Linked DNA regions of Homo sapiens: region 2 is linked to region 1. The links are chromatin contacts, found by Hi-C or POLR2A ChIA-PET in ENCODE. All regions are on one chromosome and are shown on one strand. The core of a region is the stretch at or near the end of the contact, and the rest is flanking DNA. Distances in the headings are between cores, read along the strand shown. Region 1 overlaps NIPSNAP3B (nipsnap homolog 3B). Region 2 has its middle 73 kb from the start of CT70.

Region 1 (7,469 bases), core at 730-3,229:
CTATCTTTTCATCATGTCTATAGTTCCTGAGATTTTAAAAAAATTTGCTTAGTAAAGGTTATTTTGTGATATAAAATGGGATTTATAAAAATATTAGATTGTTTATTTCTTTACTGTGGAAAAGTACAATGTCATCTGTATTAATTATTGCTTTTACATTCATTGATTATTAGTCATTCTAACTTGGAAAATAATGCAATTGGGTCACAGTGTTAAAAATCTAGAAAAGACTTGTTGGTTTATATGCTGAAATTGTTCATTTATAATTAATTTTACTAATTTCTACTTAGTTTGGATCACTAACAGAGATCTTGGGACATTTATTTGTTTTAAAGAAATATTTATGGTTATGGAAACGCTTGCCCTAATAAAAATCCTGCATATTCATTGTTTTTTTAAATTCACATTTTATACTTATATGATCTCTAAAGCTCTTGCTATGTTGCTATAAGACAGTAATATAGTGATAATTTACCAACTTTATTGAAAATGTTGTTACATCAATAAAATAGCATGCTGGGAACCTGAGAAGGAAGGTTTCTTTAGTACTGCCACAGATGTCCTGGAGTTTTCCTTGAAACATCTTTCATTTCCATTTTACTTGATGCCTCTACCTACTAAAACTAGATTTGGTACTTCCGATAGTGTATATTTACAGCTATATTATATTTACATTTTTACAGACTATCTTCTGATAATCTGTATTTACAGCTATGTTATTTTATATTTTTAAAATCTTACAGCTATAAAATAGTAAATTGTGAATTAGCTGTCCAAGGGCAATTTGGAAAACAAACTGTACAGTTTCCTCTCATTTATCAGGCTCTAAGCGATCTGCAGTTTATCTGGGCTATTATGCAATGTGAGATATTATTTATGAGAGGCAGGCAGTGGCAGCTTAAACAGACATACCTCCTCAGCATTCTTTTCCATGCAGAGTTCAAAGAGGCCTAAGACATCTCACATTTATGTGAAATAGTTGAGGCACAAGTATGTGGTTAACTACACATAAATTACCAATAAAATTAAAAGTTAACTAAAATACTACAGAAGACATTTAATATTTTGCTTCAGACTGTTATAGTACCTTAGGGTTATGAACATCAATTACCTTTGAGCCTTACTATATTTAAAGGGAAGGGGAAGCTGACATTTTTATCTTTTTTAATGGGTACACTCTACGTTACCTTAAAGGCTTCCCCGGTTTAAGCAAAAATAGAATTATGTGGTTTAAATCATATACCTTATTCTTCATACTTAGCTCCAAGTAGATTATGACTTTTCCTAAAACTTAACATGACAGAGATTTGCCTTCCAGGGGGTCTAATTTGAAGAGGAAAGTAATTTAAATGTATAGGTTTATATAATAGCATTGTATTTTTCTCTATTTTATTCATTCTTTCATTCTCTTCGATGACTCCCAGCACCTGCGCGTCCATCTTCATTCTTAGCCAATGACCTTTCCTTTTACTTAACAGAGAAAATAACAATCAGAAGAGTCTTCATAAGTTCCCACCCCGTCTGCCCGCTTTCTACAGCCAACCCCACATGCCCTGCCTTCTCTCCTTTCACTGTGGATGAACCGCCCGTGCCCCAAGCAAAGACAAACCCTCCACTTGAACACTCACTTGCTGAAGGATGTGGCTTAGGCAGTTTTCCTGTCTCCTGAAGCCACAGTATTCCCCTTCAACTGGATTCTTCTCCTCAGCATATAAATATACTTTTTTTTCCTATCTTTAAAAAAAAAAAAGAGTAAAATCACCCCATTTTTTTCCTTTACAATATGACTCAAAAGAGTAGTTCATACTTCCTGCCTCCATTTTCTTCCCTCACATTATCTCTTAAACATTCTCTGATCACGCCAGCCAAATTGCTCTTGTCAACTCATTTCCCAGTTCTCATTTCACTTGACTTGTTAGCAGTTGACCTCTCCTTTCTTCTGGGAAGTTTCTTCGTTTCTCCGAAACACTCACTGCACAAGCCTTCATATCTCCTAGTCTCCATCTTGTCTCTTTGACCTCTGATGTAAGGACTGAGTCCTTGGACCACTTCTCTTTTCTATTTATACTTACTCCCTGCGTCATCACCCCCAGTCTTGTGGCTTCAAATGCTATCTGTGTGTGGATAGCTCCTCCAGTCCACACCTCTTTTCTGAATCTTTTTTCAAATTCACACATGTGAATTTGAATTCCAGGCTCATCACATCCAGGTGTGTTCCCCACACCTCCACCTGAATGTCTATTAGAAATCTCACACCCCTCTTGTCCAAAACTGAGCTCTTGATCTTTAACCAGAAACTTTATCTCAGCTATTGGCAACTCCAGGTTTCTGTTTTGCTCAGGCCACAGACTTCAGAGTCATTCTCACACTGCCTTTTCTCTCATACACCATTATGTACCTGTCAGCAGGTCCCAAATATCTAGAATTTGATTGCTTCACATCCCTATAGCAACTCTCCTGGTTCAAGCCCATCATCATCTGGATTTTTGGGAAGTGGTCTTAACTGGTGTGCTGCCCTTCCCCTCTGCTCTCAACCCTATTTTCAACATAGCAGTCAGAATAATCTAAAATATAAACCAGATCATATCACTCCTCTGCTCAACACCCCCTCCCAATACCTTCATGTCATCCTCAGAGTTATTGTCCAAGCCTCTAACTGTGGTCTACAAGTCTTTACATGATCTGTCCTGTTACATTTTCCACTCTCGCTCCAGACCTGACCTAAGAGGCTTTTCTCTGAACTTGCTAAACATGCTCTTACCTGAGGGTCCATTCCCACTGCCTCTGCCTGGAATGCTCTTCCCCAGACATGCATCTGCGTGGATCATTTCCATGCCTCCTCAGGTCTTTGCCCTCATGAAGCCTTCCCTGACAACCCTATTTAAGATTGTAATCCCCTCCCACAGTGGCCCCTATCTGCTAGAGACTGAATGTTTTTGTCCCCCCAAAATTCCTATGTTGAAGCCTTAATCTCAACATAGGAGGTTTGGCCTTTGTGAGTTAGTTTTAGATGAGGTCATGTGGGTAATAGAATTAGTGCATTTATAAGGGCGTGAAGAGCCCTCACTGTGAGGAAACCAGAATGTAAGCCTTCACCAGAACTTCTTCATGCTGGCACCCTGGTCTTAGACTTCCCAGCCACTAGATCTGTGAGAAAGAAATGTTTGTTGTTTAAGCCACCCTGTCTATGGTACTCTTGTTACAGCAACCTGAACTAAGACACTATCCCTCTCCCCTGCTTTCTTTTTCTGTTATCACCATAATTAATGTTTTACTTATATATGATTTGTTAATGTATGTCTCTTCCCACTAGAAACCGAATTCTATGACAGCAAGGGTTTTTGTTTTCATTATTGTCATATTACCTGTGCCTGGCATGTGATAAGCCCTAAGTACTTGTTGACTGAATTAACATATGAGATCTGTGAGTCTGAAAAAAGAAGTACATCATTCCTTCACATGTCATTTTGAGCCACTGTTAACAGATTACATAACTGTTATTGGAAGTGCCTCACTACTCCATTTGGAAAGTATTCCTGGAATACACGATGAATGACTCAGTAGAAGTTCTGGCTATGGGGGAGTGCCATCAATAAATAAAAATAATACCATTGTCTGTTGGTTATAAGTTGCTGTCACAGACTATGAAGGTATTTGAATTGTATTTTCAGGAAGAGAAACAGATATGCAACCAATCTGATTTGGTTCCACACCCTGCCACAGAAGTCCCAAAGGAGAAGCAAATGCCACTTGTAGACTCAAACTCTGGACTTCATTCTCAGCACCATCTCTTAACCTACTGAGTAAATCCTATGAACCTGACTAGGGTGGCAACTGAAGTTGTAGTACTTTCTGTCTTCAAAGGAGGGTGAACCTGGAGTATGTTGGAAGAAGTGTTAGGTTCATTAGAGACACCTCTTTCATAACTGCTGTCACCTAGAATGTCTATTCTCTAAGCACCTTCTTGAAAGAAGCACATTCCCCCAGGAGGAGGAAATGGTTTGTTTTCTTTAGTGACAGTTGGCCCAGGATCCTAAGGTAAAGGAGTATGGGCACTAGACAAAATGAGTTTTATAATAGTCGATTGGAAGGAATGGAAGTTTTTGAATCACAGGCTTCTGCCTTGAAAGGGCAAGTCCGTGGTGGTCATGAACCACCCAGAGTGTGTACAAGGCTCCTGCCAGAAGAAATGCCTGTAGGATTAAAAGCAAAACAGCAGAATCAAAAAGGAAGGGCACGATGATGCCCAGGTGCAGCCTATATTATTAACAGACAAGGAAAGAATCCAAATAAAAGTTCTGTAAACCAGCTGTTGTCCTGTTTTCTGTTTCCCTTCAAAGCAAAAATATAGATTTGCATATATTTGCAGTCTCCCCTTCCTTGCCTCTCAGTCTTCCCTGAAAATCTATTCCAGTTAGGTCTGCATCCTTGTCATGCTGAAATGACTCTTAGGAAGGTCACCAAGGACCTCTGTCTTAACAAATTCAATAGCCATTCCTGCCTTTACTCATTTACATTCCTTACTCATCTTCTCAGCAATGTTGGACATAATTGACAACTTCTGCCTTCCTGAAACAATAATTCTCTGAGCTTCAACATATGGCATTATACTCTTCAGATTTTACTCTCTCTCACTGGCCAGTCCCTCTCAATTTCCCTGGCTAGCTTCTCTTCTAAATGTTATAGGATCTCAGGCTCAAGAATGTTCCCTATCTTCATTCTCTCTAGGTAATCTCATTCAGTCCCGAGGCTTAAATATATACGTACCAATAACTTGCACACTTTTTTTTTTAGATGGAGTTTCGCTCTTGTTGCCCAGGCTGGAGTGCAATGGTGCGATCTCAGCTCACTGAAACCTCCGCCTCCCAGGTGCAAGCGATTCTCTTGTCTCAGCCTCCCAAGTAGCTTGGATTACAGGCATGCACCACCATGCCCAGCTAATTTTTTTGTATTTATTAGAGATGGGGTTTCACCATGTTAGGCTGGTCGCAAACGCCTGACCTCAAGTGATCCACCCGTCTCGGCCTCCCAAAGTGCTGTGATTATAGGCGTGCACCACCACGCCCAGCCAACTTGCACACATTTATCTTATTTTCCATCATTGCCCCTGAGCTTCAGACTGAAATACCCACTGCATTTTTAACACAACCATCTACCTAGTTCAGGTCACAAACTAGAAGTCACCTTGCTAGCTCTCTTTCCCTCAGCCCTTACATGCAGTCTGTCAGCAAGTCCTGCTGGATCTATCTCCAAAGTGGATACTGAACATTACCATAGCTCCCTATCTGTTGCTACCATCTTAGTTCAATCCACCATTATCTATTAGTCTTCCTACTGTCCTTTCTTCCCATAGTAGCCAGTGTTCTTTCTGAAACAGTAGGTCACACCACTACTGTTTAAAACTCTCCAGTGGCTCCTTGTTGCACTAACAATAAAATCCAAATACCTTAAAAAGGCTGGCGAGATCCTGTGAGATGTGGTCCCTGCTATCTCTCCAGTTCCACCCCCTGCCACTCTTGTCCTTGCTAACTCAGTACAAGAGACATTAGTACAGATAGCTCTTTTACCACCTCAGCTTGCCAAGCTTTTTCCCACTGGGGCTTTTGCAACACTTATTCTTTCTTCCGGGAATATCCTTCGCACCCACCTTGAAAGGCTGCTCCTGCTCTTTTTATTCGATTCTGAGCATGTCACTCCTCAGAAAAGGCCATCTCTGACTTCTCTCCATTGTTATCCAATTACCATGTCTTATTTTCTTCTTAGCACCCATTGCTGTCAAAATACATTAGATGTGTTTGTCCACACATCATCTTTCACCACTGAAATATAAATTCATTAGAGCAGGAATTCTATTTTCTTCTACATTGTACCCCCTAGTACCTAGAGAAGTATCTGGCATACAGTAAAGTTCAATAAATATTTGTTAAATTAATGTATATTGATGCTGATGTGATTTTACAAGGTCAATTTTAACTGATACCTAACTTCAACAAAAAGAACCCTCTGCCACTTGACTGAACCTGTACCTTTGGACGAGTTTCTTATCCACTGAGCTGTAATTTACTCATATGTAAAATGGTACTTTTTACCTCATAGGGCAGGTGTTGAGAATTAAATGAAGTGCATGACAACACAGTAAACACTTGAAAACTGAAGCTAAGTGGGTTTTTTTTTTTTTTTTACTTAATGTAAACATTACCATTACAAAGTGCCAAGTTTTTTGAATCTGGAAAAGTTCTTTTGGGCTTTTCTACAGATAGAAGAATGTTTTAGTCAAGGCTCATGGGTAGGGCCAGGCAAGGTGGCTCATGCCTGTAATCCCAGCACTTTGGGAGCCCAAGGCAGAAGGATCACCTTAGGTCAGGAGTTTGAGACCAGCCTGGCCAACGTATAGTGAAACCCCATCTCTACTAAAAATACAAAAATTAGCTGGTTGTGGTGGCGCATGCCTGTAGTACCAGCTACTTGGGAAGCTGAGGAGAATCGCTTGAACCCGGGAGGCGGAGGTTGCAGTGAGCCAAGATCATGCCGCTGCACTCCAGCCTGGACGACAGAGCGAGATTCTGTTTCTCAAAAACAAAAACAAAAAGCAAAAACAAAACCTCATGGGTAACATATTTTCATCTAAATTACCTGCCTTTTTATTTTTCAATAAAGTTTTTTCCTCTCCCTCGTCATTGTTCACGAAGAAACAGTGTTCTATGATTTCATTAAAGTCACTATAACATGAACTTCAAGATAGGAGGATGAAGTTGTGATGCTGATGCTCAGGGGGCATCTTGGCTCACTTGAAGCCAAGATTTTTCTGCACACAAAGTTCAGATCTGTGCCACAGGAAAAGGACTGCTCACGACACTGTCACAGCCATTCCTGAGGTCACAAATAGAGACAGCCTCTTGTACTTCCTCAAAAGGACTGTTTGACAGGGATTCTTCAAGTAGCAAAATAAGCAGACATCTCTTTCTGAAACTGATTCTTAATGAGCTATGAAAAATACATTTACATTTATCAGCACTGCTCATATGTTGTCTGCACAGCACTTATTACAGGAAAAAAGGAAGGAATCACCGATATTAGTATCATTTCTGTTTCCATATCTACTTCGCCTTCCTGCTCACCATTGCCACCACCCCCAGCACCTTCCCAGTATAACTGCTACATTGTGTCCTTATATTTTTGGTTGAATAAACAAAAGGACACTGAAGGCTGCCTTTGTAGCTTCCCCTATACCAAGTGAACATTTATTAAATAAGCTCAGCTACAGAGCATTTTCAGAAATCTCAGTGCAGCTTCATAATCATTAAGCAGAATATTTATCTAAAAACCTCTAACACTTAATACCAGTTACTCAGTATCTTAACCAACATGAAAATACAAAACAACCTTTTATTTTCAAGTAGTCCCCTCAGTTCTCTTTTATGATTAAGGGAACATTTGAATCTTTTCTAAAGTTTTTCCTTTTGATCCAA
Region 2 (7,469 bases), core at 2,108-4,607, 290 kb after region 1:
GCCAGTCTTGGAGTGGGTATCAAGTGAAAGGTTTTCCAGAGGAAGAGACATCTGAAGTAGGAACAGGAGTTACCCAGGACAAGAAGGGAGATGGCACAACCCACTGAGACTGGAAAATTTAGCACTGATAGAGTAGAACATACACATAAGGAGTAAAGCTATAGAGTAATGGGGCACACTGGGCGCGGTGGCACACGCCTGTAATCCCAGCACTTTGGGAGGCTGAGGCAGATCACCTGAGGTCAGGAGTGCAAGACAAGCCGGACCAACATGGTGAAACCACATCTCTACTAAATACAAAAAATTAGTCAGGTGTGATGGCACATGCCTGTAATCCCAGCTACTTGGGAGGATGAGGCAGGAGAATCGCTTGAACCCCGGGGGCGGAGATCGTGCCACTGCACTCCAGCCTTGGCGATAAGAGCAAAACTGCATCTAAAAAAAAATAATAACAGGGCAGCCCACAAGTAGAGTGCATCAGCTAAGGGACTGTCACTGCATTTAGAAAGCAATGCATAGATGGTAAAGGATTTTGAAGCATAATACAAGCAGATTTGCACTTTTTTCCTTTCTTTTCTTTTTTCTTTTTTTTTTTTTTTGGTAGTGGGGATGGAGTCTCACTCTGTTGCCCAGGCAGGGGTGCAGTGGCACAATCTTGGCTCACAGCAGCCTCCACCTCCCAGATTCAAGCAATTCTCCTGCCTCAGCCTCCTGGGTGACTGGGATTACAGGGGTGCACCACTACTGTCCACTGATTTTGTATTTTTATTATAGAGAGGGTTTCACCACGTTGGCCAGACTGGTCTCGAACTCCTGACCTCAAGTGACCCATCCGCCTCAGCCTCCCAAAGTGCTGAGATTACAGGTGTGAGCCATCATGTCCAGCCTACACTTTTTTCTTTCTAAAAATCACTGCAAGAATTCCCTTGAGGTTGCAGGAGGGGAGAGATCCCGGAGGCAGAGTGCGGTGGACTGGGGAAGGGGGTTGCAGCTCTAGAGTGCAGGCTGGAGATGTAGAGGAGGGGAAAAATTAGGGAGCTATATCAGAGGTAGACTGGAAACCACCTAGTGATTCATTGGAAGGGGTGCGGTGGTGAGCCAAGAGGATACCGGATCATGGTGAGGATTCAAGGGTCAAGATTGCAGCAGGTTTCACTGGTAGATGGTGTGGCCTTCTGCTGGGAGGTGGGGCATTTGGACACAGCTGATGAATTGATTCCCTCTAGTCCTCCCCTGATGGGCTCCTAACCTTCAGGGTATTTGCTTCTCGCTATCCTTGTCAGCTGCAGTGGGGGACCACAACTCCTTGAGTTCTGCCCAGCTGCAGCTGGACAATTTTTGAACACTTCTGCTCCTGGCTGATGCCTGGTGGCTTGCGGCCTCCCACAGAGAGAACAGATTGAAGCAGCTGGCACTGCAGCCAGAGATGGATGCAGTTGAGCAGAGAGAAGAGGACACAGAAGGCACCGTGAGGAACTCAGAGCTGCTCAATGGTTATGTGACCCTAGGCAATTCAGTTACCTTCTCTGAGTCTTAGATTCTCTATCTACACTTTAATGATGGGGGAGAATACTTACTTCAGACACGTGTTTTAAAGATTTCACATAAAGCGGCGGGGTGCGGCAGCTCACGCCTGTAATCCCAGCACTTTTGGAGGCTGAGGGGGGTGGATCACGAGGTCAAGAGATGGAGACCATCCTGGCCAACATGGTGAAACCCCGTCTCTACTAAAAATACAAAAATTAGCTGGGCGTGGTGGCGCACCCCTGTAGTCCCAGCTACTCGGGAGGCTAAAGCAGGAGAATCGCTTGAACCCGGGAGGCGGAGGTTGCAGTGAGCTGAGATCGTGCCACTGCACTCCAGCCTGGCGACAGAGTGAGACTCCATCTCAAAAAAAAAAAGGCCGGGCACGGTGGCTCACGCCTGTAATCCCAGCACTTTGGGAGGCCAAGACGGGCGGATCAGGAGGTCAGGAGATCGAGACCACCCTGGCTAACATGGTGAAACCCCATCTCTACTAAAAATACAAAAAATTAGCCGGGCGTGGTGGCGGGCGCCTGTAGTCCCAGCTACTTGGGAGGCTGAGGCAGGAGAATGGGGTGAACCTGGGAGGCGGAGCTTGCAGTGATCCGAGATCGCTCCACTGCACTCCAGCCTGGGCGACAGAGCGAGACTCCATCTCAAAAAAAAAAAAAAAAAAAAAGATTTCCCATAAAGCATGTGGAAGTGATTCCTGAACTGTAAAATTCTTTAAGGGAAGTGAAAGGAACAAATATTTTTGGCTAGATGAACTGAGATTCTCCATCTTACCCCCAGCTCCTCTCAGGGAAGACCTGGGGATCATAGAGCTGATATATAGAAAAGTTTAGTCCATCTTGATGGACTCAGAGTACCTTCGAAGTGAAAATAGGATCTGAGAATAGGAGCATGTACTATTAGCACAATAATGTCAAGGTTAATATTTCACAACATGGAGAGGCAAAGTCATTTTAATTGGAGGAATTTCATGTTACACTGGACTGTGTGATCCTCGTAAGAAAATAATTCTTGTACAGACATTTGCCTAAGACTAATCAGGAAAAAAGAGAGCTTAGTCATTACTGCCAGACAGAAACCAAACTGAAGTCTGGTTTTTACCTTCCCCCATTCCCTTCATAAACAAAGAGGCCCAGGGGAAGAATCGCATGAGATGAACACCTCATTCAGACAGTGCGTGATGAGGTGAGGAGTCAAGGCCACATCTATGTGTGTATGGAGCCCAAGCCCTTCCTGCCACACCAGCAGGCGAGAGCCCCCGCATCTCAGCCCTTTCAGCCTCAGCTGCCTCTGGTTCCCTTCCCCCACCAAACTTCCTCCCTCCTCCAGACACACACAAGCTGCCACCATCACCATCACCATCACCACACACAGCACCCAAGTGCCAACCCGATAGCTGAATTGGCCTTCCCTCCAGAAACGTGACAATACTGAACACCTTCCCAGGCCCTGCCCGATGCTGGCTCAGGAGAGGGGAGATCCTACCCCTGCTGGAGGATCTCCCAGTGAAGTGAGGAGAGAGCCCTAGAGGCATGTAACACTGACCCCTCCCCAAAGACCCAGTAGCCCTACCTACTCCATTTTGGAAAGTACGTAACTGGGAAGAAGGAATGCACCCAGGAATTTCTAGGATGTCATGCCTGAGGAGCCCTGTGGGAGAGGGGTTATGCCAGAAGCATAGTGGGGAAGGGAGCAAAAAGAGGCTCCCTTTTTCCCTGATTAGCGCCACTCCATTAGGAGCCTCGAGCTGCTCTTCCCCCTGCCTGGCTGACTGCTGTCTTGGGTGTGTCTGGGAATCAGCCACTGGAGACAGTGAGTGTGGTTGGGGGAAGGCCGGAGAGTGACTGCTGGTAACCCCAGCTGCACATGATGGTGGCCAGCTGCCAGCTGGCTCCTCCCAAAGCCTCCCAGCTGGCAACGGCTTTGAAGTCAGACAAGCCACGGCTCCTAGGCTGTCCCGAGGGGATGTAAGTCCAGGACCTACACACAAAGCACCTATCCAATGACAAGCTAAGTCCAGGCAGGTCCTCCTAAAGGCCCCTGGCTCTCAGACCAGCTGATGCAACTAGATTAGAAAAAACAGAACATGCAAAGCTTACTCACTGCCGGCTGAAACAGTCGGAAGGACAGTTCACAAAGCCATTTCCCATCCATTATATCATTTCATCTGCCCAAAAACCCAGAGGAGAGTCCTGCCGACCCCAGCCATGGGCACGCTGCTCAGCCTCTCTGTGCCTTAGTTACTGTCCTTGTGAAATGGGCAACAATAAGAACACCTCTTCTGCTTTCTAGCTGTTTGTCAATTTCTAGTCACGTGTCTTGGGCAATGCATTTAACTTAATTGTGCTTCAATTTTCTCACATGTCAATGAGGTTAAAAATAGAACCAACCTCATGGGATAGCTGGGAAAATTAAATAAGTTAATACACCTAGAGCACTCAAAACAATGGCTGGATGCATACAAAGTGCTCCATAAATGCTAGCAACTATTATTATTTCTGTGGTTATTATTAATCAGGGGATTGTTAGGAGGATCAACAAAACATTAACAGCTGCCATATAGTGCACATTGACCGTGTTTCTGGCACTGGGTTCAGTCTTTTATGGGAATTACCTTGTACATAATGTTTAGTACACGCTGACTGCAGCACCTAATTCATAGAGAGCCCTTAACAAACAGTAGCCACTATCCTTATCTCCCTCATTCCACAGAGGGGCAAACAACTCAGAGGCTTAATGATTTACCCAAGTCCACAAAGCTAATAAGTAAGGAGAACTTAGACTTGAATCCAGGTCTTCTGAGAAACAGGCTTCCATGATCCTTCAATTCTCACCTTCTTCTTGTCCCACCTTCCCCAGCCTGGCACTCAGCATTTGCTCCACAGCTAAAGCTGGCTTCCCTTCATGAGACACATCTGCTGCTCAGTCGCAAGGTGCCCAGCCTTCTCCGCACAGGTGTTAAGAGCTCCTGCAGGCCGGGCATGGTGGCTTATGCTTTAATCCCAGCACTTTGGGAGGAGATGGACGGATCACCTGAGGTCAGAAGTTCGAGACCAGCCTGGCCAACATGGCGAAACCTGTTCTCTACTAAAAATACAAATAATAGCTGGGCATGGTGGCAGGCACCTGTAATCCCAGCTACTCGGGAGACTGAGGCAGGAGAATTGCTTGAACCCGGGAGGCGGAGGTTGCAGTGAGCCGAGATCGCGCCATTGCACTCCAGCCTGGGCGACAGCGTGAGACACCATCTTAAAAAAAAAAAAAAAAAGGAGCTCCTGCAATGGGAAGGACCACACTTGCCTCCAAATGGCGTTTCTCCTTTAGGAGCCAGGAACCAGGCTCCAGCAGGCACAGAGGGGTGCAAGGCAATGAGACAGGGTCATAGATGTTCCCAGGGAGCAGACCCAACCCCAGTTCCAGCTCTGCCTTCTTTAGGAATAACACGGAATCACAGATGCTCCTGGGGCTCATGACTGGCTCCAACTCCAGTTCTGCCCTTCTATCTAAATGTCCCTCTGCTGCAATTCTGTGGTGGAGCCTTCCCAGAAAACAACTCCAAATCCTCCCTTAGTTGAGCAAAGTGAGTCCACAACCAGCAGCAGCCAGCTGAGGGGTGAAAGATGTTTCCCTGCACGTTACATATCAAAGGCAATGTTTTGCTTAAGACATGACTGCTGGACTGTGGGCAAGTTACTTCCCGTCTCTGGGCCACAGTTTCCTCACGTGAAATGTTGAAAAAATAAGACTCATCCAGCAGGGCTGCTCTAAGGGCCAAATGAGAGAATGGATGTCAGAGCACAGGACCTGGCACCAGAAACACAAACAGGAGGAGTCAGCACACTGTACGGACTCCACAAATGCTCACTGACCAGATGGAACTTGACAGCCCAATATGCCAAGGTGGCTCACGGTAAAGTGAGCAAGAACACCTTAAGGGAGAGTACAAGGATGTGAGACCAAGATCCTCACTGAAGAATAAAAGCCTGTGTCCACCACAGGGGGCTCCAGCCTGGAGAAGGACACTCTCCCAGAAACTCTGCAAAACCCCACTTACCATAGAAGATGGAGAAGCCGTGTGGCAGAGGCACAAGATAGCAGCCATGGGGAGATGTGACCAGTTAGGTGACAAGGAAGCAATGGAGCTGCCTTTGCATTTGAAGCTCAAGATTCATATGAGCTGGTCCTTGCCAAGAAACAGGTGCACACTGAGGAGGACCAGAGTGGTGGTATGCTAGAGCTGTCATGGATCATGGCCCACAAGAGCCAATTGCTACTTTTTCAGAATGTTTGCAAACCAGTTACTAAATGTGGCCATGGAAGGCTGGGCGCGGTGGCTCACGCCTGTAATCCCAACACTTTGGGAGGCCAAGGCGGGTGGATCACCTGAGGTCAGGAGTTCGAGACCAGCCTGGCCAACGTGCCAAAACCCCGTCTCTACTAAAAATGCAAAAATTAGCCAGGCGTGGTGGTATGTGCCTGTAGTCCCAGCGACTCAGGAGGCTGAGGCAGGAGAATTGCTTGAACCTGGGAGGCGGAGGTTGCAGTGAGCTGAGATCACACCACTGTACTCCAGCCTGGGTGACAGAGCGAGACCCTGTCTCAAAAAAACCAAAAATATGAATAAATAAATAAATGTGACCATGATTAAAATTATATAAACTTAAGTGAATATTAAAATCAATGATAATAAACACTCAAAACTCATCACTTCCTAATTATTATACTGTATTTTACTACCATCTATGCTCTTAAAGTGATTTATATCTATTATATCTCTGTGATAGAAATGCTCGGCCGGGCATGGTGGCTCACGCCTGTAATCCCAGCACTTTGGGAGGCTGAGGCAGATGGATCACGAGGTCAGGAGTTTGAGACCAGCCTGGCCAACATAGTGAAACCCCGTCTTTACTAAAAATACAAAAAAAAATTAGCTGGGTGTGGTGGCACGTGCCTGTAGTCCCACCTACTCAGGAGGCTGAGGTGGGAGAATTTCTTGAACCTGGGAGGCAGAGGTTGCAGTGAGCCAAGACCACGCCACTGCAGTCCAGCCTAGGTTAACAGAGTGAGACTCCATCTCAAAAAAAAAAAAAAAAAAGAAAAGGGAAATGCTCAGTCCTATTACATTTTTTAAACCTGAATCAGCCATAGAGTATTTACACCACAGGAATGGGCAAACCTACAAATCATGATCCCTTCCCTGCCCTACAGAGCCAGTTGTTAAACATTTATCAGCTCACCACTAATGAAGAGGCTCTCCACTGCTCCAGTGCCTCCAAGGAAATGGGCTTTTATGAGACTTTGAGTCGTGCTGTCTTGCATGCTTAGGTTGTGTTTTCTCTGTTAATTAAATTTCTGGCCACAGCTTCATATTAAGAGCCCTTACAAGGCATTTCATGAGGTCTAATGATCTCAGGAGTGTGGAAAGGCACATTTCTGCAATGAGTCTAACAATATGGAGGGCTACATGAAGCATGCTGCCCTTCACAAAGGGCAGGGAAGTTACACAAGAGGAGACCAATATAAACTTAAAGCCTTTTCTTGTCTTCCCCAACCTTCAGAACATTCCTGTAGTGTTCAGTTCAACTAACAGTTATTTCATACTCACCACAGCCAAGGCACTGGGCCAGGAGGAGGAGAAGGAAGACGCATAGTCTATTCTCAGGAAGCTTAAAGCGTGGTGAGGTGAACAGTCTCTCACCATCACATTGAGACCTACACTGAACTCCCTATTTTAAATTATAATTCCCCTCAGCACTCCTAATCCTCCCCCCTTTTTTTCTTTTTTTTTTTGGAGACAGAGTTTCGCTCTTGTGGTCCAGGCTGGAGTGCAATGGCGTGATCTCAGCTCACTGCAACTTCTGCTTCCAGGGTTCAAGCGATTCTCCTGCCTCAACCTCCTGAGTAGCTGGGATTACAGGTATGCAACACCACCT

The links. Hi-C counts contacts between places; a loop is a spot of excess contacts on that map. ChIA-PET counts read pairs that join two places held with the same protein, here RNA polymerase II (POLR2A). Pooled maps may share reads with other maps.
Region 2: a loop to region 1 is called in a pooled map, with 3 times the contacts of the local background. The contact joins two enhancer-like sites. A Hi-C loop is called at or near these places in 1 of 168 maps with a recorded cell type or tissue (CD14-positive monocyte), 2 of 37 single-sample maps with no recorded cell type and 3 of 50 pooled maps. POLR2A ChIA-PET finds 5 or more read pairs at or near these places in 1 of 52 experiments (PC-9).

Annotation. Positions count from the first base shown.
Region 1 is chr9:104,773,457-104,780,925 of GRCh38, forward strand. It overlaps NIPSNAP3B (nipsnap homolog 3B), which reads left to right. Exons shown (of 6, transcript NM_018376.4): 6 at 1-4,308. Among named protein-coding and RNA genes, the nearest start is that of NIPSNAP3B, 13 kb to the left of the region's middle. RefSeq lists an enhancer at 1,788-2,037. Within about 2 kb of position 1,980, at least 5 of the 41 ENCODE cell types and tissues checked have a DNase peak (open chromatin) inside an H3K27ac peak, as active enhancers do; they include CD14-positive monocyte, where a contact is called at or near this core.
Region 2 is chr9:105,061,279-105,068,747 of GRCh38, forward strand. No RefSeq gene overlaps it. Among named protein-coding and RNA genes, the nearest start is that of CT70, 73 kb to the left of the region's middle. Within about 2 kb of position 3,358, at least 30 of the 41 ENCODE cell types and tissues checked have a DNase peak (open chromatin) inside an H3K27ac peak, as active enhancers do; they include CD14-positive monocyte, where a contact is called at or near this core.